Regions from separate parts of the Homo sapiens genome. Here region 2 is linked to region 1. The links are chromatin loops, found by intact Hi-C in ENCODE. Cell type or tissue: Calu3. All regions are shown on one strand. Links, peaks and the distances in the headings refer to the core of each region. The heading gives the core; the rest is flanking DNA. Region 1 overlaps LOC105377144 (a long non-coding RNA gene). Region 2 overlaps LRIG1 (leucine rich repeats and immunoglobulin like domains 1).

Region 1 (16,171 bases), core at 3,416-11,415:
TCCTCATCAAAGGCTATTTGTACAGATCGTATACTAGTCTGATAATAATACTTCAGTAGGGAGTTTGGGAGACAAGGAGGAGGGACATTTCATGTTTTATAACCAAAATAAATTATGTTCTTGAATAGTAGAAAGAAGAAAATTTTTTAAAGATACCTTTTTGTCTCCTTCTGTAAAAAGGCAAACAGTGGCTCACACCTGTAATCTCAGTACTTCAGGAGGCTGAGGTGGGAGGATTGCTTGAGGCCAGGGTTTGAGACCAGCCTGGACAATGCAGCAAGACCTCATCTCTACAAAAAAAATTTAAAAATTAGCTAGGCGTGGTGGTGCACACCTGTAGCCCCAGCTACTTGGGAAGCTGAAGTGAGAGGATGGCTTGAGGCTGCAATGTGCTACTATCACCCTACTGCTCTCCAGCCTGGGCAACAGAGCAAGATCCTGTTTCAAAAAAAAAAAAAGTAAACTAAGTTCCCTGTGGCAATTCCTTTCTCTTCTCCAGATTTCTGGGTTCCTCTATAACAGACATGAGAAAAGAAAGCCCCCTCAAACCATGCAATGGACCCTCTGTGCTCAGACCCCAGGAAACTCAGCCCCATCAGGGGTAATCCTGCAACAACTCTAGAAAAGCCCATTCCTGAACTATGGTGTTAGTTGGTCTAATATTTCATTATTATTTAATATTTTCTTTGCTATCAGGATGAAAAATGAAAGCCTTTCTTTCCAAAACAAAATACCTAGAGATCACCTAAGTTTCCTTCAGTGAGCTGGTTTAACTCTGTTTTTCTTTGGCAGAGGAAATTGCCGTCCTAGAGAGGCATTTTTCAGTATTGCAGACTTAAAGCCTGCAACTTAATTTTAATTAAAATATATTTTTTTCCAGTAGGTGGCACTAGTGTGTTTAGCTAGAGTTAATATGTGCCCATTGAGGGGAATTGTGCAGTTCAAAGTAGCAGCACTTAGCACTTATCAACACGTTCCCCCTACACTCCTAGAGGCTGTCTTGACTTCTCAGCACTTCGAATGAGATTGCAAGATACCCAGACAAGCATTTCAGAAACTGGCCCTTGACTTGTGGCTAATGAAAAATAGATTACAGAAAGGGGAGAATGGATCGCCACTGAAGAATATTCCCTTTGCCCTTTAGTTCATTTAAGGAAATATAATATCTGAAATTTAAAGTCCGGAATTGACATTTTCCTTGTACATACAACTAAACACCGATGAAACAGTAAAAGACTAGCAGGCCTAAAAGTCAGCTACTTAACACGAACATCCAAAGACAGCCATGCACTTTGCTTCTGTTTCAGATTTTCCATTTGTGAGAAAAACGTAATAGTGTCTTTCCCCAAAGAATCATTGTATTTGATGATGTCTCAAGAGAAGACATCAAGAATGCACTCCATTCAAGGTCAATTTATATAATGCTGTCCAAAAGACTTTAGCCTTCACCACCTTTCAGCAATATTGTAAAGGGAAAATTAGAGCTACTCTGTGCATCACAGAGTCTGGGAGAATATAAGACGATACGCTGTGTGGGTGCTTGAATTGTGTTGAGTACGATCCCAGTTTCTTCCCTTTTCTGACTGTATCACCATGGAAGAGTCATCTAAACTCTTTGCTTATTATCCATCTGAAAAATGGAATTCAATATAATAACTTCTATTATTATTATTATTATTATTATTTTGAGATGGAGTCTTGCTCTGTCACCCAGGCTAGAGTTCAGTGGCATGATGTCGGCTCACTGCAGCCTCTGCCTCCTGGGTCCAAGCAGTTCTCCTGCCTCAGCCTCCTATGTAGCTGGGATTACAGGCACCTGCCACCGTGCCCGGCTAATTTTTGTATTTTTAGTAGAGACAGGGTTACACCGTCTTGGCCAGAGTGGTCTCAAACTCCTGACCTCATGGTCCACTCGCCTCGGCCTCCCAAAATGCTGGGATTACAGGCATGAGCCACCGCGCCCAGCCTCCTTTTGTTATTAAGAGTAAAACAAAAAGCCAGGTCTTTACAAAGCGTCAGGCTTGAGTTGTGGATACGGTGTTGTTTTTTCATAGATATAATATTGTGAAATATATATCTGGTCTTCGCCCAGTTTTCTGTCCTGTAGCTCCTAAAATCCTTGGACTCTCCAGAGTGATGAGCGTCTTTTGTATGCTAATGAGATGACTGGCAGCCTGGGGCTTGCTGGGTAGCTTCAGGATGGGGGCTGGTCATCAGGAAGAACAAGCCACCCTTAGAGGGTCAGCCCCACCCCCCAATCTCCAGGGAGAGAAAAGGGCTGAAGGTTAAATTGTCCAGTGGTTTAATCAATCCTGACTATGTAATGAAGTCTCCTTAAAAACCCAAAAGGACAGGGTTCAGAGAGCTTCTGGATAGCTAATACCTGGGAATTCCTAAAAAGTGGCTCGCCGTGGGAGGGGATGAAAACTCCATGCCCCTTCCGGTATGCCTTGACCTATGCGTCTCTTCATCTATATCCTTTGTGAAATCTGTTATAATAAACCAATACATCTAAGTGTTTTCCTGAGTTCTGTAAGCTGCTCTAGCAAATTAATGGAATCCATAGATAGGGTAATGGGAACACTGACTGATAGCCAATTGGTCAGAGGTTATCACAGGTAAAAACAACTTGGGGTTTGCCATTGGCACGGAAGTTGGGGGCAGTCTTGTGGACTGAGCCCTCAACCAATGGGATCTGATGCTGTCTCCAGGTAGATAGTGTCAGAATTGAATTGAATTGGAGAACATCCCACTGGTGTCTACAAGAGATTTCCCACAGAGTCCACTGGAGAACTAATTGGTTCTGGTGGGGAGAACACATTTTGGTGACCAGAGATGAAGTCTTGTGTGTTGGCTATGTGAGAGTAGAGAAAATACTTTGGTGGGATTGTTTTTCTCCAATATCTCTTTAAAATACTGGTTTTTTATATTTGATGTATTTCATAATCAAACATTAAATCATTAATTTTTTTTTCTTTTTTTTTTGAGACAGAGTCTCGCTCTGTCGCCCAGGCTGGAGTTCAGTGGCATGATCTCGGCTCACTGCAAACTCCGCCACCCGGGTTCACACCATTCTTCTGCCTCAGCCTCCTGAGTAGCTGGGACTACAGGTGCCCACCACCTCGCCTGGCTAATTTTTTGTATTTTTAGTAGAGACGGGGTTTCACTGTGTTAGCCAGGATGGTCTCGATCTCCTGACCTCATGATCCGCCTGCCTCGGCCTCCCAAAGTGCTGGGATTACAGGCGTGAGCCACCACGCCGGGCCAATTTTTTTTTTTTTTTTGAGATGAAGTTTCTCTCTTGTCCCCCAGGCTGGAGTGGAATGGCGTGATCTTGGCTTACTGCAACCTCCACCTCCCAGGTTCAACCTCCCAGGTTCTCCTGCCTCAGTCTCACAAGTAGCTGGGATTACAAGCATGCACCACCATGCCCAGCTAATTTTTATATTTTTAGTAGAGATGAGGTTTCATCATGTTGGCCAGGCTGGTCTCGAACTTTTGACTTCAAGTGATCCACCCGCCTTAGCCTCCCAAAGTTCTGGGATGACAGGCATGAGCCACCGCACCTGGCCAATCATTAATTTTTAATAAGCATCACGGGAAGACAATATAGAAATCACTGAAAAGACCCTATATGAATTCAAAGTAACTTTATGAAACTTTTATTCATAAAAGTGACACCTGATAATTATAAGAAATTTGGGAAATGATGAAGTGGAAGATGGGGTGGGGGGAATCACTCACCATAGGAGAGATATACACAGTTACCATAACCTTGAATACTTTTGGGAATTGTGAGTAGCATTTTTCAGAACAGTGCTTGTGAGGGTGTAGCAAATACAGAAAAATAAGGCTGCTTTAGATTGCTGAAGCCCAGGACAAGCCCTGCACCTTATCGATTCACTTAAATCGTTGAGAATGTTGCATGAGGCAGAAGATTCAAGTAGATGGCTTCTAAGATCTTCTCCAAAACTAAAATTTTGTCATGTTATACTTCCATTCAACAAGTATGTATTGGGCACCTACTACATGGAAGACACTGTGCTGGTAATAGCCTATATACCAGTGAGCAAGTGGCAGGAAGAGAGGCATTAAATAATGCATCAGATAATTCATAATTGGTTATAATGTAGTCAGTGAGGTTATTGTGAGATTGTTGTGATAGACAAGGTGTCCTATCTGGTAGAGGGAACAAGGCAGCTGAGCTTTGAACACTACAGGAGAATCAACTAGATAAATGGAGGAAGGTGAAATGAAGGAGAGAAATGGTCTGTGCAAAGGCCCTGTGGCAGGAAAGCGATCCATATTCTCTGAGAACAGACCACAGAGATTAGAGTGATGATGGGTACAGGGTATGTCACAGATGACACTAGAGAGTTATCAGGAGCTCTTTGGATTGTAAGTGGACTCCTTAGACTAACACTTTGGCTTTTATTCAAAATAAAGTGAGAGTCCATTGAGGAGTTTTAAGTAGGGAGTGCCTGCTGTTCAGATCGGGCTTCCCTGATGAGTCTGAATTAGATGGTGACAGAGTGACTATATGTGGAGACCGAGAGTCTGCTGAAATAATTCAGACAAGAAGTCACAGTGGCAGAAGTGGATGTGGAGAATGGTATTTAAAATAACATCACTAGGACTGGGTGCAATTGAATATATGTAGAGGGGGATGGCTGTAGAAAGGATGACTTCCAGGCCAAACGTATTAAATCTGGTTGTTCATGTGTAAAGTTTCAGGAATGTGACTTTGTAAAGTCAAGAAACACATATTAAGCCCTTGTTATAATTCAGGCCCTATTTTAGGCACAGAAAATACTACAGTGAACAAAGCAAATTCCCATAGCACCTATGAAACCACATTATGACAAAACTTAGACCAGATGTCAGTGAACTACAGTCAGGGCCAAACTTGGCCTGCTGCCTGTTTTTGTAAGTAAAGTTTTATTGGAACACAGCCATGCCCATTCATTCACATATTGTTTATGACTACTTTCTCCTGGAAATGTCAGAGTTAAGAAGTTGCAGTGGAGACTGCATGACCCACAAAGACGAAAGCATTTACTGTCTGGACCTTTACAGACAGTTTGTGAACCTTTAACTTAGATAATCTACATGTTAATCTTATCTTTCACTCTGATTTCCTGCTAACTTGGGAAAACTGGGTAACCTCTCTGACTCAATTTTCCTAGATGTAAAATAGAGCTAGTAATAGCTATGTTATTTGTCCATGTGAACAAATTGAGAAAATATCAGTGAGGGCTTTGGAATATAAAAAACTAACATGCTAGGCTGGGTGCGATGGCTCACACCTGTAATTCTGGCACTTTGGGAGGCCGAGGTGGGTGGATCACGAGGTCAGAAGATCGAGACCATCCCGGCTAACACGGTGAAACCCTGTCTCTACTAAAAATACAAAAAATTAGCCGGGCGTGGTGGCAGGCACCTGCAGTCCCAGCTACTCGGGAGGCTAAGGCAGGAGAATGGTGTGAACCCGGGAAGCAGAGCTTGCAGTGAGCCGAGATCTCGCCACTGTACTCCAGCCTGGGCCACACAGCGAGACTCCGCCTCAAAAAAAAAAAAAGTAACATGCTAATAGATGGTGTCAAGGTATATTATGAGAGTATGCTATTTTGATTTTAATCTTCCTTTTTTCTAGCATTTGAGGCCCTCAACCTACTTTTCCAACCTGATACTGCTCCACCTTCTAAAAGTATTTTCTACAGCAGCCAAGCTGAAAACTGTCTCAAGTGTAGGCCCTCATTTATACTGTTCCCTTTTCTCTCGCCTCCCCTTCCTTAAGTTTACTAAAATCCTGCCCTACCATGGTCTTTCATAAGTGTCACCTTCTTAATGAAGACTTTCCAAATGGACTCACCCAGATGCCTCTCCTTTGTTCATATACACTTCGTACTAAGTCTGTCTGTCCCTTTCTTAACTGCCTATCCCCATTCTGTTATGGCATTGTACTATTTGTCTTGTTCTGACTTATGAGATAGGAGAGAAGATGAGCATCGAAACTTGCTCTTATCTATAGTCCTATAGTGCTTAGCGCAATGTCTTGTCCTAGCAGAAGCTTTGAGTTGCAAGTAGGGACTTGAAAACACAATCCAAACCACAAAGATAAGTCATTGACTGAAATCAAATATATACCTAATCATGATTTGGAGTTTTAAATTGCAATCCTAGGACTGGTTCCTCCATAGGAAGGCTATGCAGAAATAGAGGCTTCCCAGCAACCTAAAGACAAATAACAACAGTGTCTTCAAAAGATTCTTCATGTGAATACAGAGATGACAACCTGATGATCTACAAGTTTATTTCGGCCTCCAGAGCTCTTCTTTTTCTCTAGAACTGTATAGACCCATGAAGGGATATATATATATATATATATATATATATATATATATATATATATATATATATATATTTTTTTTTTTTTTTTTTTTAAGTTACCAGCATTTTAAAATGGGAAGATTTCGTACAAAAATCTAGATTTCTGACTTCTTTTAGAAGAAGCCTGGGTTCCCACGTGGCAACTATCTATAGTAGCATAGTAGTGACTGCTCTCTGTATATGAAGTATATGATCTCCAACTTGCCACAGTCCCCACCAATCCCTGTTGTATGTCTGATGTTGTAGCTCCAACACAGTAGCTATTTATCTTTGTGCTTGCTCTGTTTATGTCAGTCTGTTTTCAAAAATAGAATTGAAAGAAAAATTTTTACCCATATTTTTAATAAAAATATAAAACTAAAAATAGTCTGAGAAGCAGCTGGTAACATATAATTAAGCTTGTGGATTCAAAAGTCAGACTATCTGGACCCAAATCTGGTAGCCTCTTCTAGTTGAGTTGCCAGATAAAATATAGAAAACACAGTTAAATATGAATTTCAGATAAATAATGAATAATTTTTAGTATAATTGTATCTCATGTATTTTTATTTGCCAAATCTGAGAACCCTACTTCTACTTACTATGTGACATCAGGCAAATGAGTTAGCCTCTCTGTGTCTCAGTTTCCTCATAAGTAAACTGGGGATAATAAAGGAACATTGTGAGTATAAAATAAATATTAACTACTATCATTGTTAATTTATTTAAGAAATAATAGCAGACAGAATATTCTCTTGGGACAGTGAAGAACATGTCTTTATATTTGATAAAGTGTGTCTTATCCTAAAATATACAACTGAAGATGTTGCATTTGAGTAGCAGCTGCTCTAGACAAATCTTGAAAATCTCAGTGGCCTCATGCTGAAGATTTATTTCTACTTTATGTAATGTGGACTATAGGTCAAAGGCCAGATAGCTCTCTCTTATATGGAAGATGTGGCCTCCAAAGTCACTACAGCAGAGGAAGGAGATGGAGAAGGCAGGCCCCCTGTTAGCAACCTTGACCTGAAAGTGATACGAGAAGCTTCCCCTAACAGCCCATTGGCCAGAACTAGTCACATGGTCCTAAGCTAACTGCAACGGAGACTGGGAAATACAGGGGAGCATATAGATTGGTGAACAGTAACCACTTATCTGCCTGGCTGCTATAGACAACTCGACTTTTAACTCCAGTGTATGCAACGGATTCAAAATCAGAAGACCCTCCTTGTTCTGCTCTTTCTCAAGCAAGAGAAATATAGCCAAAGGATTTTTCTTTCCCTGGGAGGTTCGTTTACTCCCCAACCACTGGAGAAACAAAGAGATTTCTTTTTTTCTTCCTGTCAGGAGCAGGAAGTTGTTCTAAGTTCAGTTGATTATATTGTTGACTTAGAAACTTTGAAACAGAATCCAAAGTCAAACAAGAGAAAAGGGAAGCGGGAAATTAAAGTTTTCTGATTAAGGGCCCACGGATATCACAAGCAGTAAGGTCTTTCCAATTTGTAGCACATATGCCAGATCTCATTTTTCATTTTGGATTTGGAGCTTCCTAAACCCTGATTCTTCCAGCATTTGCAGAGTAATTCTCAGAAGATAGACAAAAGCCTGCACAGGTCCAATCACTGGGGTGAATCCAGGTGTTTGCCTGGAATGGAATTTCACCAAAAGGAATTCAGTCTGCAGCTTTGCTTTCAGGAGAATGACACATGGATCAATACAGCAGCCAGCACCAGGCTCACTGGCTGGTCCCGGGTTGAAGGCCAATGCCATCTGCCAGGCTGCCAAGGTTAATGAAGCTGTGTTGTTCTAATCTCATCTTAAATGAGGTTTTTGAGCTGTGAACAGGGAAGGAGAGCGGGTGAGCCTATCATGAGTGATGAGGCTTTGTCAGTTATACCCCATGTGTACGATTCATAAATCAGGTAATATTTCCTGATCTGAAAATCTGTATTTGCAGCTTTGGTAATGATTTTTAGATAAGTTTTGAGGAGTTGCAAGTAGGGACTTGAAGAAAACCGCCAACTGATAAGCCATCTGTGTGTGCTAGGAAGAAGTTCATTTAATCTTTCTACTCTGAAAGAAAAGGAAGGTACTGTTGGCAGATCCATACAATATGTGTGATGGCCAGCGTGGCAGAGACTCAAAGTTGGGAGGAAAATCGTTTACCCAACATTATCATTCTGCCTGAATCATCATCTAAAATTTCATAAGCATTAATTCTGGTGCCATAATAGTCTTTAAAAAGAAAACTTTCCCAAAATGATAGACTTGTTCTGTATTTACTAACATCACTGTGAGGCATTTGCTAGAAGTTTGGTAAAGTCAAGGAGACTTAGTGGCACTTAAATTCTTTTGAGAGCTATATTGATCCCTTTCACCTATCCTTGGCTTTGCCTCTGTCCAAAATCCAGAAACCTCTTACAGTTCCAGGTTCATAAGACATGCTAAAAACTTTCTCCTTAGGGGAAGTAATAATTTTTAATATGAAGGCTATTAAAATGCCAACAAGGAGTTTTTCATAATATGCTAAATTGTTTTACCTCTACCTAAGCAATCTTTACTTAACTGAAATGTTGATTTTTTTTTATGTCATGGTTTCTTTCATGAAGAGTCTGTGCATTTCACCTACTTGAATGTAATCCTTCCCAGACCAGCTACCTTGTGCACAGAATTGGAAGAGCTATAAAGTCACATTTTTATCCAGACCCTTTTACTTGACGTTAATATGGCAGTTGACACTGAGATTATTCTACTCTAGTTGAATTTCTAAAGAACTCTATCTGCTCTTCAGCAGACCCATTAATCAGTTTGATTCCCAAGTCTGACCTCTCCAATACATGGCGTTATGTTTTCTCAGCACTTCCTCCTCCTTGGTATTGCACCGGATTCTTTTGAATCTCATCCTGTCTGTTCTCTTTTTTTTTTTTTTTTTTTTTTTTGGAGACAGAGTCTCACTCTGTCACCCAGGCTGGAGTGCAGTGGTGCGATCTCAGGTCACTGCAACCTCTGCCTCCCGGGTTTGAGCAATTCTTCTGCCTCAGCCTCCCGAGTAGCTGGGACTACAGGTGCGTGCCACCACATCCAGCTATTTTTTTTTTTTTTGTATTTTTAGTAGAGATGGGGTTTCACTGTGTTAGCCAGGATGGTCTCGATCTCCTGACCTTGTGATCTGCCTGCCTCGGCCTCCCCAAGTGCTGGGATTATAGGCATGAGCCACCGCGACCAGCTCTGTTTGTTTTTAATACTGACATCAATTTTTTTGGATTTGGTCAGAAATTTGCATCCCTAGATTAACCTCGAATATAATATTGTCAAAGTGGCAAATAGGAATTAGTTTTGTTTTTAGTGTTTAAAAAGTCCTGGATCCCCACCAAAAGCTTTACCCAGGAACTGCTGTAGTTAAAATAGAATCCACTCATCTTTCAAGAGTTGTTAATTGGGGGCTTACCATGGGTAGGATTTACTCAGATGTTAGACTGATTTAGAGACAAATGTAGTGTGTCCACCCCTGTTGTAGAAGCTCAAGAGAATAAAATTATCTATAGAAGATCATTTTTATTTCAGACTCACTTTACCAGTCATGATTTTGAGTATAAATATAAGTGTCCCAAGGTCTCCAAGGTGACAGGAAAGGGTGGAGGAAAGGAGGGAAAAGAGAAGATGGTCGTAAGGCAAAGAGGCTGGTTAAGCATTATTTCAGTCTCCTCAGTCCTCTGGAATTCTTCTCATGCAATTTCACAGATAATAGAAACATCAGCTTAAAGAAGTCTGGCAACATTTCCCTGGTCACACAGCTACAGTGTCCGAGCCACTTGGTGAACTGCAAAGCCTATGCTCTTACATCTCATCTCATCTTTTTTTTTTTTTTTTTTTTTTTTTTTTTTGAGACCAAGTCTAACTCTGTTGCCCAGGCTGGAGTGCAGTGGCCTGATCTTGGCTCACTGCAACCCCCGCCTCCTGGGTTCAAGTGATTCTCTTGCCTCAGCCTCCTGAGTAGCCTGGATTACAGGTGTGCGCCACCATGCCCCGCTAATTTTTGTATTTTCAGTAGAGACGAGGTGTCACCATATTGCCCAGGCTGGTCTTGAACTCCTGGGCTCAAGTGATCTGCCCGCCTTGGCCTCCCAAAGTGCTGGGATTACAGGCGTGAGCCACTGTGCCCAGCCTCTTCCATCTCATCTACCAAACTGCCCCACAGATGGGGAGTGGAGTGTGGAGGATGATGGGTGAAAAACCAGAACAAGTGGCTCTGACCAGTTGAAAGGCCTCTTATTCTTACTCTTACAGAATCTGAAAAGTTAAGTAAAGTCAAAGAAAGAGTAGTGAAATGATTTTAACTTTTGACTATTGTTAACAACCAAATTAGAAGGCATTGGTACAATCTGTTAGATTTCTAGATGTGCTTATCTTTACCAGTCATTCTACATCTTGGTGTCTCCCTGAGAGAGATACTTGCACATTGGTAGAAAGAAGCATGCACACTAATAGTGAAATTGTACCTAATGTGCACAAATTAGAAACAACAGAAATATTCATTAATGGAATAATTAAATAAATTTTGATAAATCTGTAGTATTGAATACTATGGAGATAAGGTAGGTCCATATATGTTGAACTGAAAAAGGATTTTCAAGATATATTAAGTGGAAAAAAATCAAGTAGCAGAATACATATAGAATGATCATACTTACGTAAAAAATTAATTTAAAAGTCTACATTTCAGAAAAGGGAGTGAAGAGTTAAGAGGGAAATAATGCTTTCAAATTTGGGAGGGAGAGAGCACAGGTGGTTTCACGTAGAGAAAATATTTCAATTGGGCCTTGGAGGATGGTGAAATGTAGATATGGTCAGGATTTACCCTAGGCTACCTCGCTAATAAGGGGTGGAGTCAACATATGAACTCAGTTCTGTCTGAATCCAGAGTTGGTGCTTTTAACTAAGATTCTTCTCACAACACAATTGTAAACTGAATATAAGAGGTAGCTATAACTCACATATGTAGGTACACGATATGCACGTGGATTTTTTAGGTATGGTAGGTACTCTCCTAGAAATCCTGTGGAATACCCAGATGAATTAGAGCACCTGGCCTTAATAGCTTCAAGTCTAGTAGAGCAAAGAAGATGCGTTTACAAATCTTTTTAATATATGAAAGAAAGTTAGCCAGGCTCTAAAGCAAAATCATAGGGAAATTCAAAAAATGATTGGTAAACCTAGAGAAAAGAAACATACTCCCAGCTGAGGGGCTGGAAGATGTACCAAGTATAATGTATTCAGCTACAAGAAATAAATGAAGTAATAGTGATTTAAACCATAAGGTTTAGTTTCTTAGCAAGAAATCAAATGGTACAATTGTGTACCACATTCATCTCAACAATGTCACTGAGGACATAAGTTCTGTGATGGTTAATTTTATGTGTCACCTTGGGTAGGCCACGGGATGCCCAGATATATGATTAAATGTTATTTTGGGGCATGTCTTTGAGAAATAAGCATTTGTATTGGACTGAGTAAAGCAGGTGGCCCTCCCCAGTGTGAATGGGTGTCACCAATCTGCTGAGGGCCTGACTAGAATAAAAAGGCAGACAAAGGCTAGATTTGCCCCTTCTGTTAAGTGGAAAAAAAATCAAATAGCAGAATACATATAGAATGATCATACTTATGTAAAAAATTAATCTAACTAATTGACTACTTGAGCTGGGACAAGAATCATCTCCTGCCCTTGGTGTGCTGGTTCTCAGCCTTCAGATTCAGACTGGAATCTACACCATCAGCTACCTGCTCCTCATGACTTTGAACTACATACACTACTGGCTTTCCTAGGTCTCCACCTTACAGATGGCAGATCTTGGGACTTCTCAGCCACCATAATCATGTGAGCCAATGCCTTTTAATAAATATCTCTCAGGTCAGGGGCAGTGGCTTACACCTGTAATCCCAGCACTTTGGGAGGCAGAGGAGGAGGATTGCTTGAGGCCAAGAGTTTGAGGCCAGCCTGGGCAACATAGCGACACCCCATCTCTACAAAAATTAAAATTAAAATAAATTAGCTAGGCATGGTGGCACACACCTGTAGTCCTAGCTACTTGGGAGGCTGAGATGGGAGGATCGCTTGAGTCCAGGAGTTTGAGGCTGATGGGAGCTATGCTCAAGTTACTGCACTTCAGCCTGGGTGACAGAGTGAGACCCCATCTCTGAAAAAAATATAGATAGATAGATAGATAGATAGATAGATAGATAGATAATCTCCTGATGGTTCTGTTTCTCTGAAGCACTGTGACTAATACAGATTACCCCTGTCCTTTCCAGTCATCCTTCATCTTGTCATAGTCCAACATGGCAGCCACAGCTTCCGGTGTCTCAACCACATTCAAGGGCAGGAAGCAGAAGGTAGCCAGGGAAGCAAAAAAGGTTGGGGAGCTTAATGAAGGACACTCTGCAAGTCTGAAAATAACTTTTTCTCAGATGCCTCCTCCAGAAGTTTCCTTTTATATTTCTTTGGCCAGAACTAGGTCATAAGTCCTGGCTCTCCCCTGTATACTTCCTGACGGGACACTGACAGTGAGAGCAGGATTCTGGCTTTCCTACCCTCTGTAAGAAAACACCAGCTAGGAAGAAAGAGCTTCTTGGTACTGGGAAGCATCCAAGAGTGTCTGCCACCGCAGCTTATGGGGAGGAAGCCATAGCTGGGTTGGGTCTTAAACAGTAATGAAAAGGACATTTATTAGATTGTCTCCCCAGTGTAAGTAGGAGCTGCCCAAGCCATATAGTCTTTTCCCATTCTCTGGGGATACATTGTAATAGGTTTTAATAGATCCTGCCAAATTACCCTTTTCTTTTGTTTGTTCCCCTCTAGGGGCATTTCTCACTTTCTTCCTTCTATTGAAGCTAATTGTGTAAGCATCTAATTCCTGCTCTGCTGTCGGTTTGACATTGTTAATTCTCTGCGCTCAGTTTCCTGTGTTAGTCAAGATCCCACTTATTGTATTAGAGTTTAACACCAAGTATTATTAAACATGTCTTAGAAAACTGAAAAGGCAAAAAAGGAGCCCAGAGTATCCCACAGGAAGTAATCGCAGGAAGCTGCTACCACCCCAGCTGTTGGAGGGACAAAGAGGTCAGGATTGTTAAAACGTAACAGAAAACCTTAAAAGAGAGAGATGGGGGTAGAAACGGGAAGAGAAGGTAAAAGACTTGGGAGAGGGACCCCACAATGCTGGATCTTAGGCTTTTGAGGAGGGGATACCTGCTGGTGTTGGCATCTCTGAGAGAGTTTGATGCACCTGGTTCTGATAGTGGGAAAAACTGCAACTTGGAACGAGCTACTACTCCTGGAACCAAGGACTTGCCAGCTTTAAACCCCTGATGCTAGAGAGATCCCGACAGTAATAGCAAGCCAGACCAAGAAGAACAAGTCCCTTTTCTCTCCATCCTGCAAGCTCCCTCTAGTGCCCCTTACTGGTGACCTAACAAAGAGCAGCTGGCAAAACAGAAATTAGGTTTGTAGAGTATCAGCTCCAGCATCACATGATGGCAGAGGATGGTAGATTTGGAGCTAAGAGCTCCAAACAGCACAGCCTTTGTTATTATTATCACATCCTTATTAAGTAGAAGTAATAATAGAAGCTACCTAATAGTGTTACTCTGAGGGTTAGATGATGTAAACCATGAGAAGTAAACAGCAGAGTACCTAGAGCCTAATAAGCCCTCAGGAGGTATTAGCAGATGTTTTGGTTTTGTTGTTTTCTTTTGTTTTTTGCTATACTGTATTCTTTTATTTCATGTGTGCAAATTTAAGTCAATCAGTAGTGCTACAACTACAGACATATAGCTATACTGACAATTTTTAATATTTAGTTCACTTTTAATAGTAAACAACATCTCAGTATAATGTTCAGAATTTTTTTTTCTTTTTTTTTTTTTTTTGAGATTGAGTCTCGCTCTGTCACCCAAGCTGGAGTGCAGTGGCGCGATCTCAGCTCAATGCAAGCTCTGCCTCCTGGGTTCACACCATTCTCCTGCCTCAGCCTCCTGAGTAGCTGGGAATACAGGTGCCCGCCACCACGCCCAGCTAATTTTTGGTATTTTTTTTTTTTTAGTAGACACGGGGTTTCACCATGTTAGCCAGGATGGTCTCGATCTCCTGACCTCGTGATCCGCCCGCCTTGGCCTCCCAAAGTGCTGGGATTACAGGCATGAGACACCGCGCCCGGCCCAATGTTCAGAAATTTATCTAACTGTTAGACGTTAGCTAACATGGATCTTTTTCTGAAACAGCGCTGCCAGGTTTAAAAAAATTAATAGACATTGTGTAGAACAGATTTGAATTAACATAAAAATTGAAGAGGTAGTGCTAAAAGTTCTCGTATTACTTTTACACTATTTTTTTTTAAACTGCATCCTTTCGAAAATTTCAACTTTTATTTTAGATTCAGGGGTACATATACAGGTTTGTTACCTAGGTATAATATTGCATGATGCTAAGGTTTGGGTCACTCAGATAGTGAACATAGTACCCAGTAGACAAGTTTTTCAGTCCTTGTCTCCCTCCCTCTCTCCTGTCAATAGACACCTGTAGTCCCCACTATCAATTGTTCCCATCTGTATGTCCCTGTGTACCCAATGTTTAGCTTCCACTTATGAGAACATGCTATATTTGGTTTTCTGTTTCTGCATTAATATCTTAGGATAATGGCCTCCAGCTTGCATCCACGTTGCTGCAAATGACATGGTTTCATCCTTTTTTATGGCTATGAGGTATTCCATGGTGTATTTTTATGGCTATGAGGTATTCCATGGTGTATATGTACCACATTTTCTTTATCCAGTCCACCACTGATGGGCACCCAGGTTGATTCCATGTCTTTGTTATTGTCAATAGTGCTGTGATTAACATATGAGTGCATGTATCTTTCTTGTAGAATGATTTCTTTTCCTTTGGGCATATACCCAGTAATGGGATTGCTGGGTCGAATGGTGGTTCTAGTTTTAGTCCTTTGAGAAATCTCCAAACTGTTTTCCTGTTAGTGGATGTTATCACTGTTTATTCAACAATTATTTCTTGTGTGCCTACTACGTGCCAGGCACAGATCTAAGTCTTGAGAATACAGTGGTGATTCAGATAGGTGAGGTCACTGGCCTTGTGGAACTTGCAATCTGGTAAGGGGGTGTCTGTAGTAAACAAAATCATTTCAGAAAGTGATCGGTGGTGAGGAGAGAATAAAACAGTCCGGCAGCTTTGAGATGCAGAGAAGAAAGTAGCTACACTTCGAACAACAATGAAAAGACAAGCCACAGACTGGGAGAAACCGTATATGAAACACATATCTGATAAAGGACTTGTAACCAGAATACAGTCATGTGCCACTTAATAGTGGGGCTACATCTGAGAAACATGTTGCTAGGTGATTTTGTCAATGTGCAGGCATCATAGAGTGTACCTCCACAAACCTAGATGGTATAGCCTACTACACACCAAGGCTATATGCTACAGCCCATTGTTCCTTGGCTCAAACCTGTACAGCATGTTACTATCCTGAATACCCTAGACAATTGTAACACAATGGTAAGCATTTGTGTATCTGAACACACCTAAATATAGAAAAGACACAGTAAAACTATAGTATAAAGGAGAAACAGTGGTACACCTGTGTCGTGCACTTACCATGAAAGGAGCTTGCAGGACTGGAAGTTTCTCTGGGTGAGTCAGTGAGTGAGTGGTGAATGAATGTGAAGGCCTAGGACATGACTGTATGCTTTATACACTGTAGACTTTATAAACACTGTACACTAAGGCTACACT
Region 2 (16,171 bases), core at 4,395-12,394, 330 kb after region 1:
CCACCTGTCACATTCTATAGTCATGGCCACAGGAAGGGCAGCTACTCACTGCACTGCCTGTTCTTTCTGGGCCAGCTTGCCATCCCTTTTACCAGGGAGATCTTTCGTGTATCCCTTTCAAGATAGAAACTCAGCCAATTAACATGTACAGCCTAGTGGCTTCCTTTTTCTTTTTTGAGGCAGAGTCTCACTCTGTCGCCCAGGTTGGCGTGCAGTGGTGTGATCTCAGCTGACTGCAACCTCTGCCTTCCTGGCTCAAGTGATTCTCTTGCCTCAGCCTCCCAAAGAGCTGGGATTACAGGCGCCTGCCACCAAGCCAGGCTAATTTTTTTTTTTTTGTTTTTTTTTAGTAGAGACAGGGTTTTACCATGTTGGCCAGGCTGGTTTTGAACTCATGACTGACCTCAAGTGATCCATCCACCTCAGCGTCCCAAAGTGCTAGGATTACAGATGTGAGCCACCACGCCCGGCTGTGGCTTTTTCTAATTTTGAAGTCTGACTCTGTTTTTGGCCAAATTCATATTAAATTTACCCATCTACCTAGGTTTGCATTGGTTACCTCTTAGTTACACTGTTTTTGAAAATCTTGAAAATTATGACAGTAATTGGACTCCTTAAAATACTTTTCATGGAGAATCTAGAAGCTTTTATTTTCTTTGTTCTGGATGTCCACTTTTCTTCGACGTGGAATTTGTTAGTGCCTTCAGTGGAAATTCTTGGGCTTTTCTTTTCCTTCCACTCATTCTTTATCGTGTAAATTTTCATAAAACGAAACTTCCGGATTTAAAATTTATTTTTATTTTTATTATTGTTTTCCGGAACAAATTCTTGGAATTTGGAGTTTTGTTTGGGGATACAACTAAAATGCAATGAAGTTGGAGGAACAGTTAGTGGTCTGGAACTTCTTGACAGAAGTTTAACAACAATTAGGGACTACTTTAGGAATAGAGTGTCCAAAAAACTAGACTTTACAAAAAAAATTCTCCCTTTAAGAACCAAAGATGACCTTTTTCCATTGTGCTTTCTGAGCTCAAAACAGGCCAAATGATGTTCCCACCCTTCTTCGAGCCTCGTGTGTCAGTGTCACACACTCTCCCTGTTACTCACTTGGTCTCGTTCTGGTGAATTTATTGTTGACATCTCGTCCTTTCCCGGAGGAATCTCTGAGTCTATCTGATTAGGTAACTCTTCACACATCCCTGTATGTGTGTATGTGTGTGTGTGTGTTTCTCTCCACTTAGACTTGAAAGCAGCAGGGATCATTCAATTTCATGTACCTAGGAGTCCCTTGATAATTATTTGTTTATTGCCTTACCACTTTGTCTTGGAGCTTGGTACATTCTTTCAGGGCAGAACGGATCCCCCAGTTTCATTGTTTCTCTAAGGGGTTCTGAGGTTTACCCCTGAAGTGTAATTTTTCCTGATTGGCCTGTGTGGAGGACTTCATAGGAGTGTTTTTAGAATTTAAATATCAGGAGTAAAAGGCCATTTTCTTTGTGCTGAGGGTCTGTTTTCCCCTCTGGAGCCAGCGGCTAAATGCAGAGGCTTTCTTCAATTGCTGTTGCTTCTTGCAGTGTGGCCCCTCAATGAGAAGTCATAGCTTGTGGTTTGTCTGATTTTATATGTCAGAACTTTTAGAGAGAATATTTGACCTAAAACAAAAATTATGGATAGTCCTCTCTTCCTTTCCCATTTCTCCTTATTTTCTACTTTCTGCTTGAGAACCACTTCAAAGAATCAGATGTGTTGGTGCCAGACGCCGTGGAGTTATTGTTAGAAGAATTTGGAAATATAATTGAAAGCAAACTTTGTTGAGCAAAGCAGATCTAGGCAAGTTTTTACTTTGAGGGCGAAGGGAATTCCAAGTTTTTCCTCTATTTGGAGCTGATGTCTCAGAACACTTGTTCTGTGAGATGAATCATCTGTGAATTCTACATCTGGGAGTTATATATTGGGAAATGGCATTCTTTTTAAATGTAGAAGAAACACAAAAGCGTAAAGTTACAGTGTAGTTGGAAAATTCTAGTCAGAGTTTAAAATACTAGCATTGAGGTGAAATTGGCAGAGTGATTGGACGTGAGTCTGTGATACCTAAAATAGACATGTCCATACATGGAAAACAATACGATAGCCACACTTACTTATTGTGACCCTTTTCGTTTGTTTTGAGACATTTTTAAAAAGTCATAAACATCAGCTATTCAGAATCATTAGTTGAGTCGATTGTGACTTGAGAATCAGAATTTAAGCGTTTGTCTTGAGCTCTTTAAGTTCAGGTGCCTTGCTAACCAGTGAAAAGCCCAGAGCAGTGCAGTATTTCAGGGTCTTCAGGGGAAGATAATGTTGTGTCCTTGTCTTCTCAGAGTCCTGCATTCCAGGCATCTGGTTATGAGGGGCCATGGTTGTGGGGATGCAGCAGCTGTGCGGTTCATGACGCACGGTGGTTAAGAGGCAGCTCTGGGGCCTGGCTGCCTGGGTGACCTTGGCAATTTACTCCACTTCAGTTTCCTTTTCTGTAAAATGGGGATAATTGTAGTGCCGACTTCCTTAAGCTTGTTATAAGGAAAAAAATGAAATATTTAACACAGGGCCTAACACACAAGCAGAAGCTTGAGGAAGGGTAGCTATAATGTTATTATTATAACTGTCGCAATAATAGTGTACCTTTCTGCAGCAGGATATATCTGTGTTAACTGATCATCACCATCTTAACTCTATGAAAAATATTGTCTCTGTTGTATACATGAGGCCCAGAGTAGTTGAATGACTTGTTTAGAGTCTAGCACTTGCCAGTTAGAATTCAGACCTGCGTGTACATGTTTAGAAGAAAATACGGTAAGACTAGCACTGCCTTCTTTCTGGCCTCCCTTTGACGTCTCTGAATTCCTGGAGGCCGATTGGTCTTTGGTGGCTTGAAGCACCTAGTGTAGTTCTGGCTGTACAGCTGGTGCTCTATACATGGTGTCTTGAATGTGATCTTGAAGAGCGTGTTTCTTTGTTGGTAGGCGTGTGTGTCAGATCCATTTTTGGTTTGCCTGTTTGGTAAAGGGGGTGGTAACATGCACATATGTTTTGCCATCTGTTGTTTATTGTTTCTGTTAGGTTGTGGTTTGTGTTCCTGTTCCATGTTCCTTTGGTTTCTGGAGCAACTGCGAATATTATATGCTTGGGGATCAAAAAAAGTAAACTATTTATAAACAGTAAAGTATCCTTGGGTTTGGAAAGTGTTTTTCTCAAATGCGTGTATATTTGTTGGCTTTATGATCATCTCACTGATGAATCGTTAGATAATTTGCAGACTGAGACACATCTAAAAGATGGGCGAGTCATGGTCCAGCCTTGTGTAACCAGCTCACAGACAGCCTTGGTGATAAGGCCCTGGTGTTAACGCTGACCCGAGTGGTGTATTTTTAACTCAAGAACATATAAACAGTTTAGCCTGCTGATGGAGTTTATGCACCGCCTGAAATCTTTGGCATGCCTTGGATTTGTGGCTCTGTAAGATGTACGTAGTCCTGGGAGAGTGCTGTGGCCGCCAGTGACCCACTGCCCCCACCCTTCATTCAAAAGAAAAGGAATGTAGCAGCAAGATGGAAGGAGAAAGGTGGAATTTATCAATAATTTTGTATGATAATTTTTCCTTTTTTTTTTTTTTTTGAGAGGGTCTTAATCTGTCACCCAGGTTGGAGTACAGTGGTGTGATCTTGACTCACTGCAACCTTTGCCTCACAGGTTCAAGCAATTTTCCCACCTCAGCCTCCTGAGCAGCTGAGGCTACAGGTGTGCACCACCATGCCTGGCTAATTTTTGTATTTTTTGGGGGTAGAGACAGGGTTTCATCATGTTGCCTAGGCTGGTCTCGAACACCTGGGCTCAAGCAATCGCTGGCCTCGGCCTCCCAAAATGCTGGGATTACAGGTGTGAGCCACCATGCCTAGCCTGTAGTATAAATTTTATCTTAAATTTTTTTTGTCATTACTATTTCACTTTGTTATGCAGACTTTAGAGGGAGGAGAGAGCTTTTTACTCACATCTGTTTGCAACCCCTTGCCCCCAGCTGTAGGGGTCTTTGCAGAGTTGCAAATTGGAGCACATGAATCCCATTGTTTAAAGCTGTTACTGTCCACCTGCCCCTCATCGCGCTTCTTACCTGGCCCCACCTGTCCCAGCCACCACGTGGGGCTTTTTAAAAAGACTTTTTAAATACCACCATGTCCCATGTCCCTCACCCACCATTTCCTCTGTCTGGAGAATGGGTCTTCCCTCTTCGCCTTGCAGATTTCTGTTCATCTGTCTTAAACGTTTCTCCCCATAGAAACCATGGCTGACGTTCCCTTTAAGTTAGATTCCCATCGTGAGGATTCTGCAGTGCTATGTATAGAAGTTTTGTGTGAATGTTTGATTCGTTTCTGACTACCCCATTAGTCTGTAAGCTCCCTGAATGCAGTGACTGGCTTTGTTTCCAATCCACCATTGTATTCCCAGAATCTAGTGTGAAGCCTGTGACACATTAAATGCTCGTGACAGATACCAGTGTAGATAGAGATAGTGGCATTCATTCTGTAGAGTCCTGTATGTCCTGTGGAAATACCTCTGCCAGATAGAATAATTCAGACCTCCCAGGCTTCATCTGTGTATTTCCTGAATATACCTTGCTTGTTTAGTAGCTTCCTATACCCCTCACCACCCTCCACCAAAGTCTCTTAAGTGTTGAGAAACTTAGAAGAATGGAAAGAAAGAAGAAACAAATAGAACCGAAGTTGAAAAGATGACAGGCTGTTTACCTGCCACATTTAGAATTGGCGGTCTTTTTGGTCTCTCTGAATTTTGGAAAAGTCCCATATGCAAGAATTGTCACTGAAGTGGCTTTGTAGTTAAAGCAGTGCATGTGAACTGTCCCCACATGAGGTCCTCGGGCGCCTCGTCCCTGCTGGATTGCTGGTGGCTGTCCTTGGCAGGTGGGCCAGGCTCAGGCGCTCTCCTCTGTGTTGCGTTTGGCGAGGGAGCCCGCGGTGCCCTTCCCAGCTGTTGACATGGTCTCTCATCTGCTCTTTTGCTGGAGCCGCGTTTTGGAGCCTGCTTTTCCAGAGTTGACACTGCAGGGGAGGGTGGCTTCTTCCATAGACCGAGGCTGTCTAGACACCCTTCCCCTTGTGGTTATTCTGCTCAGTTTATGCTGAGCCCTCGCCAGGCAGCTGGTTTCGGTTGCTTGAGCTCTTACTTTGCTCAGGCCTCTGCTTTGACAAAAAGGATGACCAGGCCAAGGTAGCTTTTCTCCCTCTTTGCTGCTGGCAGAGAGAAAGACTGCTTTCCTTGACCAGAGGGAGCTGTGAGAACACTAAGGACAGGTTACCCTGCCCTCTGTGGACCCAGCCCAAGTAACTATGTAAATTGATAGAAGCTTCTATGGCAGGAGACTTCAGGCAGATACATTTCTAAATCTGGGCCTTTTTAGCTTGGACTTCAGATGTGAGACATTGGCCCCCACCCCCATCCTCAGACACGCAGGATCTCCATCCATGGCAGAGAGAGCACTGCGAACCCAGCTGGCAGAGCTCCTCTCTGGGCAGTCTCCCAGGCATGCTAGCAAGGGGCAATGGGAAGCTGTGTTCTCCCTGATGAGCTCAGCCTCACATGTTTCTTTTAATGGCTATCGAGATCTTGGACTGTGATGCTGTAGGGAAGCCTTTTGTCCCCAGTGAGCTGGAATAGTCTAGGCAGATTACTGTCTTGGTGGCCTTACGGGGGGTGCTGGAGGGGGTGCTATTGATCTGTTAGCCTAGTTACTATGTCTTTATTACTTTTGATTTTCTGGTGACAAATGTTAGGCATTTATTGAATAAAGAAGAAAGTACAAAAGAAAAAACAACTGATTTCATTGTTCGGTGATAAATATTATCACTGGATAGTGTATAAATTTCCAGTAATGTGTGAGGCTGAATACCTATTTCAGTTATGTTTTAAAGACTCAATATCTTGAATATTTTCCCTGACTTTAAGCAGTTTTTAAAATGTGCTTTAATATTTATTGTATAATAAATTATTACACAACTTACATAAAACTTGTAAAGTTTCTCTGATATTGGGCATTTAGGCTTTTTCCTAAGCTTTGATAGACATCCTTATGCATAAATGTTTAGCCATTTATTTCCTTAGGATGAGTTACCCAATTCAGATAGCGCTGGATATGCAGATTCTTAATATTTTCGGTACCACTGCCTCTGAGAAAGAGGCTGCCAACTTACATGTGAACTTGTGCTTGTCCCACACCCTCACAAACATTAAATGCTGTTTATTTCTGTAATCATGTACCAGTTTAATGGATGGAAATTGCCTCAGATTATTTTAATCTGCATTTCTTTGGATGTTGAGGCTGAAGACTTTACACAGGATACTCCCAGATATTTCCTTTTTCAGTTTCCTTCCTTTGTTGATGCTCAGCCCAGTACATCATCTGCTGTCCTCCACTGTGGTCTTTGGGCTTGAGCACAGTACATCTCTTTGGTACTAGGGAAGCTGTGTTTCTGAGAGAGCACAGGTGTAATTGCATAGAAAACTGTGCTCTCAACAGGCATGTCACATGTTTTGACTCTGAACCAGGACATCTTTGGGTTCTTCTTAAACAGATGTGGACGCGTGTTGCGGAGGGGACTGTTGCAGTGGCTCTGTTGATCCTGTACTGCTGCAGCCTTCTGCAGAGCCAGCCTGCCTGTGCCCAGGCTGCCCGGTCTGTGGCCAGGGTGCCTGGTACCTACAGCTGGTAGGAATCAGCGCAGATTAGCGTGGCTGAGAACCTTTCAGGAACAGCTTCCAGCAAATGGAAATTATTTTAAAACAAATTTATGTGGTTTTTCTGTCAAACCTACTTGGAGCATAAACAAGGTTGAATTGTAAGCTGCTTCCCTTCTGCAAGCGAGCCCATGTTTAGAATGTGGCTTTCAGCAAAGTAAACATGGTCTCGAAAGTGAGTTGTCATTGTATGCATGTGCTTTGAAAAGTAAAAGTAGTGCACTGAACGAGCATTCTCATAGATAATTGTGATAGAGTTTTAGACATCCCTTCTCGTTTATTTGTCTTCCTGCCACAAAGATCACTACTTCCTGTAAAGGTTTTAAAGGTAAGGAGTAATTTGGTATTGAAAGGATTAAGGGAAAGAAATGCCAGGTCAGTTTCTGTGGTGAGAAGCATTTTAATTTTGCTCCTTTGCCATGGGGAATATAAAAAACATCTTTTGAAATACTTAATTCTGTGTGCATGCGTGTGTGTATACACGTGTGTGTGTGTGTGTGTGTACATAAACCCTCCGGTCTGTGCATCTTTGAATTCTCTGCCAATTTCGAGGTGGTTCCCCCCACCCTAGGGACAATGTCGGCTTTATTAAATTGGGCACAGCCTCCCTAGAAGGTGAAACAATGCTTTTAATGTTCTGATTATATATTAATGAACAACCAGGCCAAGGGGCACTTGCCAAAAAAGCTACAAAGTGAGAAAGCCACCAATATCAGAGTGAACTTTGCACTCTGAAAGTGTGAATGATGTTGGGTGAAAGAGTTTATGGCGCAAGGGGAGCAACTGGAATCTCTTTGATGTTGTGTAGCATCCTGGCCCCATTAGACTTTGGGCCTTCCCGTTTAACTGCATCTTTGCTGGCGAGGGCAGTGCTGAGGTGTGGTCTGAAATATAGAGGGACCTCAGCCACAGAGGACTGGCATACCTGTGCTGGGCAGGGGGACCGTTGGCCATTTCTATCTGTTTTCAATCAACTTCAACAAATTTTAATCTAACACTGAAACATATAGTTTCACACCCCCACCCTCCCAGCTTTTACTCTGGAGGGACTTTCCAGAAATAGCATGCTATTATTCTCAAATCCGCCTGCCCCAACCACAGAAAAGGGTTAGATCTTAATCTTAATCTAACTGATTTATTTTCTCCCCATTGTGGTGACATTTCCTCCTGCCTTCTGGCTTGGTCTTAATTTTTGAATGGCCACTGGGAGCCCTGCTTTCCACAGCCTTGCTAAATAATTTCTCAAAGGAAGAAAAGAAATGCTCTTTCAAAATGCCAAGAATGTGTTTTCTGTGGGAGGGTAAACTCTAGCTGAGGTTTTCTGCATCTGATGGACTCATGGACAGAGCTTGGGAGCGAGTATAGGACAATCTGGGAAGCACACAGAAGCTGATGTTCTTTCTGGGTGTTCTTTTGGGTGTTCATTTATCTCCTGGCACGTAGAGGGGCAGTTCTTTCTGCATTTCTGTGGTATGGAAGTAGCTAGGTGGCATTTTCAGTCTGGAATTCTGAGAGCCTGCTAAGGTGGGCAACAGGACTTTTTTTTTTTTTAAATAGCTTTTTTGAGATGTGATTCAAATACCACAAAACTCATCCTTTTCAATGATAGGATTCTGGGTTTTTAGTATATTCGTAGATTTGCGTAACTACTAATCTAGAACATTTTCATCACCCCAAAATAAAACCCTGTACCCATTAGCACTCCCTGCCTATCCTTCCTTCCTCCCATCCCCCGGCAACATCTACTTTCTGTCTCTATAGATTTGTCTGTTCTGGACAATTCATATAAATAGAATCATGCAATATATGGCCCTTTCTTTTACTTAGTTACTTAGCACAGTGTTGTCATGATTCGTCCATATTATGGCAGGTATCAGTACTTCATTAATTTTTATGGCTGAAGAATGCTTCCATCATGAGGAGAGACTGTATTTTCTTTATCCACTCATCAGTTGGTGGACACTTTGTTTATTTCCACTTTTTGGCTGTAATGAACAATGCTGCTGTGAACATTTGTGCGTAAGTTTTTGTGGTGAATGTATATTTTCACTTGAGTATATACCTCGGGCATATACCGAGGAGTGGAATTACTGGGTCATATGGCAATTCTATGTTTGACTTTTTGAGGAACTGCTAGACTGTTTCCTGGAGAAGCTGTGTGCACCACGTGGCACATCCACCAGCAGGGTATGAAGGTTCCCATTTCTGCACTACCTCACCAGCACTTGCTATTATCTGTCTTTTTAAATTTTAGCCATCCTAGTGGGTGTGTTGTGGTATCTTGTGTTGTGGTTTTGATTTGCATTTCCATAATGACTAATGACACTGAGCATCTTTTCATATGCTTATTGACCATGTGTATATCTTCTTTGGAGAAATGTCTATTCAGTTTCTTTGCCCGTATTTTAACTGAGTCCTTTGTCTTTTTATTGCTCAGTGGTAAGCAGAGCATGTTTAGAAAGTACAATTTCAAGCAGCTTGGGGTATTCCCCTGGTTGGTAGTGTGCTTTTCTCTATCTTCCTCAGGCGAGAAGAGTTTTTATTTTTAAGACTTTGAAGATCTACAGGTAGAAGTGTAATGCCTCATAACTTGCCCGTCTGTTTGGAATCTCAAGGGAAAAAGAAAATGTGGCAGGAAAGAGCAGTGGTTTTCCTTGCAGTGAATCCAGACTACAGACGCTCTAGGGGAGCTTATTACATAGTGTCCCTAGGAGAATGGGAGAATTTGCTCTCCTGTAACCTAAGGAAATTGGCTGTGCATATGCATTTATGGAAGAGCCTGACCGTTTTCTCTGCATTTCCTCTGTTCCGAGGCAGGTCTGCCTTTGCCGACGGAGCTTTGCAGCTATAAATTAGACAGAAGTGCAGTATTGAGGCTGTCCAAGTGCAGGCAGGGTAATTGCTCTGGACAGGTTTACAATAGGGAGGTGTGAAGTGCTTGGTGGAGACCAGAAGCTGGGGGAAGGGAGGACGTATTGAACTTGGGCGGCTGCAGGGTGATGGGCTGACAGAGCTAATTGAAAACTATGGCCCCGGTGGCTTTTAATGGGAAAGGGAGCCGAGGCCTGCAGTGGTTTCCTTTAGAGCAAGAAACCAGAAGGAAAATGGCTCATTGAGCTACTCAGGGAGTTAGTACTAAATCTCTGCAGGCCTCTGGGGGTAGAGGGTCAGGTTTTCTGAGTTTTGTTTTTAATTTCTTACTCCTTAGTCCCATTCTAGATGAACTGACAGGAGGGTGGTGGTGAGCTTGAGAAAAGGCCTGCGGGGACATACTGGAAAAAAAAGCTGACCCGTACAGTGGAGACCCTTGGAGATCCATGAGTTAGGGAGATGGTCAGCGGGCTGAACTGCCTATAGACAAGTGAGATAATAATGACATGGTAGCCTCTGTTAGTCCTCTAGTCAGAGTTTATGGTGCCAGGGCCTGGGAATCTGCATTGTAAACAGCTGTTGGAGGAAATTGCTTTGGAGTCTTAAATGTGAGGGCAGACTCCCTGAAGGCACAGCCTACCTTATTGACCTGTGTGGTCCTCCTGGCACGCAGCAGGTGCTTAATAAACACCTGTGTGCTTATTTCCAAACCAACTGTGAGTTACCGTTGGGTTTTCTTTCTTGATAGTATCCAGGACACTGCTTTCTCATGTCCCTGAAACTCCTGCCTGCGCACACCTGTCGAGATAACCATGGGTTGGCTGTCCTACACATCTGCCCTTAAGTTAACTGTTATTTTCTGCCCCATTGGGGTTAACTGGTTACCTTTTCAGGACCACCTACATGCACTGAAATTAGTTGTGTATTAAAAGCAAAAACGTAGAACCAAAAACTGGATTTATCTCCATTTATTTCCAATTCCATGGTAGCAACGTGCAGAAAGTCCTTTTCAAAGGCGGCAAATAAACGGTGTGGAGATGGTGGAGGTGATAGGATTTTCCTTGAGATGTGCTGTGGTTAATGTGTAACCTCTTTCATAAGACTTATGTAGATGTTGATGCGGCCTTGAAGCCATTGCAGGCCCACAAACTCAGGCTGTGTGTCGTGTGTTTGTAGCAAGTCCATGGCTTTGCAGCTAACTCATACCCCCAAGGTTTAATTTTTTTTGGTCGAAACAACAACCAACATCTGTTTGGTAATCCTCCTATCCTACAGCAGGCCACTCCTATCCTGTAGTGCATCACTCAAATAGTTGCTGGAGAAGGCTTTATTAGATCACCTCCCCTCCTCTCCCCTCTTCCTCCCCCATAGGTGTGTCTCCAGCACACCTATGCGTGATTTTACATTTCTGGCTCTGATGATAACATCTTTAAAAATGAGAGAATGAACTTAAGTGAGATAAAGGAAGAAAGGTGGAAAGGATAAGGTTTGAGGCGAGAGGGGATTGGGCCCTCCTTTTTGAGGATGACTGAAGTATAAAAACTTATCTTCTCCTTGTAATAAGACATCTTGGTCTGAAGTCCAGACAGTTTGCCTCTTGGATGAGGTTATTCCAGCCCTACCTACTGCTCCATTGTGCCTTGGCATCTTTGGGGATTGTCCATTTGGAGGGGCCAGATTAGAAAAGGAAGAGCATGATTACAGCAATGTTTTACCAGCAAACTAGGATCATCTTGTCCTGTATTTTTGCCTTGCCAGAATTACCTGTTTTGTCTGAGAAGCAACATTAAGCACAGGAGTTTGGATACCGTGGAATCCAGAGGGCAAATGACCCGGGTCGTGGTGTGTCTGGCTCAAGAAATAACATTTTGAAGTGCCACCTGGCCCTAATGGCAACAGCAGCCATCAGTTAAAAAAACCAGCTGTTAAGTAAGAGCAAGAACAGGAGTGTTTGTGCAAACAACCTTTAAATTTTCTGATCCTTGATGAATGTTAGTTGGTTTGTGAATTATTAACTTCAGCGTGTGTGAGGAAATACTGGCTGCTTAAGTATATTTTTATGTAAGAAAAAAATAAAACTGACCACACCCTCAGCTGCTACCATTTTGGGCTCAGTTCTTGCCTGCTCTCACTCAACAGACGTATTTAAAGCAGAGATAGGAATGCCTGCTCCTCACAGACCACATGTGTGTCGTGCGTCACAGTGCATCAGTTGCCATCACAATTTCACTTTGAAGGGAACGGAAGTGTTTTGCAGCCTGCTGGGATGTATAAGTAGGATGATCCCTACCGGGCTGCACAGAGGATCCAGAGTCCTCATGAGGATTTTGGTATAGATACCAGTGTAGTTGGGAAGAATCCTGCGTATGGAATCAGAAAACTAGGTTTAGTGAATTATAGAAAGCTGGCTTGAGAAATCCATTTAATGTCACTCAGCCAGCAACTTTTAAAGAGTGTTTTGAGGCAGGTTCTTTAATGTGACCCTGGAGAGACAGCCATCTTTTTCTAGTGCTTTGATTTACACAGCAGTGTGTCTCGCAGGAAGAGGCCAGCAGATTTGACTGAGGAACTGCAGTGTGGCATCTTGGAAAAAGGGGATTTGAGGACTTTGAGAGATAGGAAGAGACTTGGAGAAATCCATTTGTGAACCTGGTTTCCACAGCTGTTTTTCAGAGGTCTCTTGGACCTCTTAAAGTTGATACTAATGGACTACTTATTTCTTTTGACTTTTACCTGGGAAAGAGAATTGTGATTAGGCCCTTATCTGGGGGAGAGGAGAGGCTAAGGGAGGAAGGGGTGAAGGATTAAGGAGTTGGAGAGAATTGGAACTGGCCAGACAGGGCTATTTGAGCTTCACATACCTTTGGGTATTGGTTGCTGAATTAATCCTGCAGTGTAAGTCACACTTAGACATGCCTAGGTGTGACTCTTGGGGTTCATTTACTTTACTACAGGGTTTAATCTCTGCGCATTTCGAGTGAGGAAAACATGCTTGCCATGGGAAGGAAGAAAGCAGGTGCTCTGTCTCCCTTCCCCACCTCTTCATTGTCCTCAGTTGCAATGCCATTTGATATAGGTAGTTCTGAAATACATTGTACGCTTTATTCCCAGGCTGCAGGGATTATTGCTGACATAGACCATGGGTCCTGCAGCCAGCCCCCTGTGTATGGAAATGGAAGAAAAGAAATCAAGCTGTAAAGAATCTCTGTTTTGGGGCTTTGTAGTGGCGAATTACGTGAATAACTGAATTGAAAAGGTGCCTGGTTTATACCATCGTGAATACCCAGGCCTTAGATAAATATTGACACTAGTAGTGTGACGGGCAGGCCTACCATTTGTCTCATGCCCCTAGGAATAAACGATCTTTTCTCAGGTGCTTGTGACCTTATAAACCATCCTGACGAGTTTGTGCAGGTGCTTTCTGCACTAGTTCTTTGAGAGTGGATGGTTTTCTCCCTGTGCTTATGTGAGCTTAAACCTAACCAAATCTAAAGCCACTTTGGCTTATTGATCCTGGTTCACTTTGCCACAAGTAAACGCAGTTGTCAGCACAGTTTCGCAGAGTCATGTTTGTGTAGCCATGCGGACTAGACCTGGGATTGGAACAGCTTTTATTTACTTTGATAATATTTCAGGACTGAGTGTGGTGGGGAGTAAGGAGAAAGGAAAGCCAGTTTGGGGAGACTTAGCTGGAGTACAGGTTGCATCTGATAGCTGAGTGCCTGCCTTTTCCAGCAAACTGCTCTCACCCCCAACCACCACCTTTTGTTTGGTTCCCTATATCTCAGGGCATAGAACAAAACCCACTTAATTTTGTTAGTGTGCAGTATGCAGACGCAAGTCATTCTCCACCCTTCTACCTCCCTACCAATGATAGCATGTTTATTGGAGGGAAGTCATGTTGGAGTCACTTGATTTAGGACAGGCTAGGCAGAGACTTTGACAAACCTCGATTTGTCAAAGGAGTGATTGGTAGAACCTGGGAGATTGTGTGTTCGTTATATAGCAAGTGTTAGGCTAAGTCCTAGCTGTTTTCATAGGGCAGCTGCCTCAATGTAGCTGATCTTGTGGATGTCTCAATTTGGTATGACCAGTGGGCTTGGATTTTCTGTTTGGATGTGAAGATGCTCTGTGAATTGAATGGCTCTTGTCTCTCTCTAGTGCACAGAGAGGCTGTGGAGTACCTAGAAGTACACATGGTGTTTCTTAGATTTCTGCCTGTAACTGAAACTCCAAAAAGAGTTTACTGATAATTGACTTTTGACAAGGCTCTTAACCACCTTTGCTGGTGATTGGCTTTAAAAGAAAGAACTCATATTCCACAGGTACCAGTATTCATTATTTGGTTAAGATACAGTTTAGCAAGTGGAATTTGCCGCTAGGGTCCACCCTGTAAGACACATCCTTTGTGAGTAAATGACCTGGACCTGCAAATGGGAGTGGGATGGTTGGGGAGGGGACAGGCGTGTGGTGGGGTGATGCACCCAGCCACATTGAATGTAGATGGGGCCGGGTGCTGTGGCTGACACCTGTAATCCCAGCACTTTGGGAGGCCGAGGCGGGCGGATCACCTGAGGTCAGGAGTTCAAGACCAGCCTGGCCAATGTGGTGAAACCCCGTTTCTACTAAAAATACAAGAATTAGCTGGGTGCAGTGGCGGGCGCCTGTAATCCCAGCTATTCAGGAGGCTGAGATAGGAGCATCACTTGAACCAGGGAGGCAGGGTTTGCAGTGAGCTGAGATCACACCATTGCACTCCAGCCTGTGTGGCAAGAGTGAAACTCCATTTCAAAAAAAAAAAAAAAGAACGTAGATGGACCTTGTGGAAGAGGTGAGGCATTGTTTTTAGGGACTTTGGCGAATGATTTAAAAAAAAGAAATAAAAGTGTGTTGTGGCCTAGTCATTTTCACAGCCAGTTTTCCATTTGACATAGTAAAATTTTAGTATGTTCAAGGATGGAGGTCGCATGCAGCATCTGCTATTTTCTGCTTGTAATTTCAGTGAAAAGGAAGTTCCATGTTTTAATAGCAGCATAGTCTGTGTACAATAATGCATGCTGAAATACTTTGTGGTTTTTGAATCTTGACTTCGTGTCTTCTCAGCCATTTCAACAACCAGAACCAGGGAAATCATCACTGCTCCACGCCTCTAAACAGGGAAAATGATGTGGTAGATGGTCTTTTAAATTTAGAGTGTTTCACGACGTCTTAGTACTGCAGAAAGAAAAACTTAGCCTTTTGGCTTTAGCTAAGCATTTCATGACACACGTAAACTTTAAGAAGCCCAGTGGAAAAAGTGAACAGGACGAGATCCCAAGTCGATAAGCTAGCTATTAAAGTCAGTGACTTCACTGTGGGCCAGACGGCTGACCTTTTAAAACTGTGTGTTTTCTTTAAAATACTTAGCTAGAGATAGTCGCGTGCCTCCCTGTAATACAGCGGATGTATTCTTGAAAAGTTGTGGGTAAATTCGCTTTTCTAATTTGGCTGATTTAATACCAGGGATCTGCTGTCTGTATTTGTATGATCTGCATTGTTTTGAGGCAGCTGAGAAAGAGAGGATAAACCTAGAAAATAATATTGGAAGGAACCTTGTACTTAATCCATTTGTAACGCCGAGCATTGTGGCAAATGCAAGTAAGCATGGATTTTTATATGAGCTTTATAGATTTTGGATGCTTGGGCTTTGCACAGGCACCAGGAGACCTCACAGAGATGTTAGTGAGCTGTGGGTGTGATGTCACACAGTTGAAAAATAAAGGACGTGTGTAAGTTCCAGTGGAGGCTGATAGAGGACTCCCGTACTCTGGGGAACTTCTGGCTTCCCAGGAAGGGTTTTTCTTACAAGCAGCTCCAGCCTGGAAAGGTAGTTACACCCACTTATGTCATTTGTCCCTTAAAATTTTTTGTGGATGGGGAATGAAGGAGATGCCAGTAGCACTAAGGTAAGCTGTTGTTTGTGCAGATGTATTTGTTGAAAACAAACCACTTTCATTTTCTTCTTCAAATAGGACATATAGGAAACCTATACATTGCTCTTTTGTAACCCAGAAGGGTATTTGCCTAAAATTGCCCTTCTCAGTCTCTTTAAAAAACAACAAAAACCCCTAATCACTACACGTCCAGAAGTGAGTCACCACTGAGTTTGCTTTTTTTTTAATCTTCTGACATACATTTCTGTAACATGAGGTTTTTGTACTAATATTTTCATTGATTGGATTATGTTAGAGAGTGAATTGTCAAAATGAGAGTTAAAAAGGCCCAAAATGTCCGATCCTTTCCTGGTCCTAGGAAAGTCCTAGACAAGAGTGTTTAGAATAGTGTGTAATGAATGACTCAGATGGAGGGAAGGGGTTTTTTGTTTTGATGTTTTAATCTGTGTCTGTCGCACCCAGAGGAAGTAATATATTATTGGAGGTTTCATTCTTAAAGAACCAAGAGTCACTGCTATAGAATTTTCTTATCACTTTATCCCAGTGAAATCCGTGGTTGTACCTTCTGCCGGAAAGGC

What was found. Peaks named below come from ENCODE experiments on the same cell type or tissue, not always from the same donor. Only the 100,000 strongest peaks of a DNase experiment are listed, where the experiment ranks them.
Region 2: it touches region 1 in a loop (2.9-fold over the local background); 6 of 110 quality-filtered maps call a loop at or near these places.

What each region holds. Positions count from the first base shown.
Region 1 is chr3:66,801,054-66,817,224 of GRCh38, reverse strand. All of the region lies in intron 2 of LOC105377144 (a long non-coding RNA gene), which reads left to right. Among named protein-coding and RNA genes, the nearest start is that of KBTBD8, 190 kb to the left of the region's middle. In Calu3, for the core only: no CTCF peak of the experiment used is centred there; a DNase peak (open chromatin) is centred at 7,444.
Region 2 is chr3:66,472,642-66,488,812 of GRCh38, reverse strand. All of the region lies in intron 1 of LRIG1 (leucine rich repeats and immunoglobulin like domains 1), which reads left to right. Among named protein-coding and RNA genes, the nearest start is that of LRIG1, 20 kb to the left of the region's middle. In Calu3, for the core only: no CTCF peak of the experiment used is centred there; a DNase peak (open chromatin) is centred at 7,452.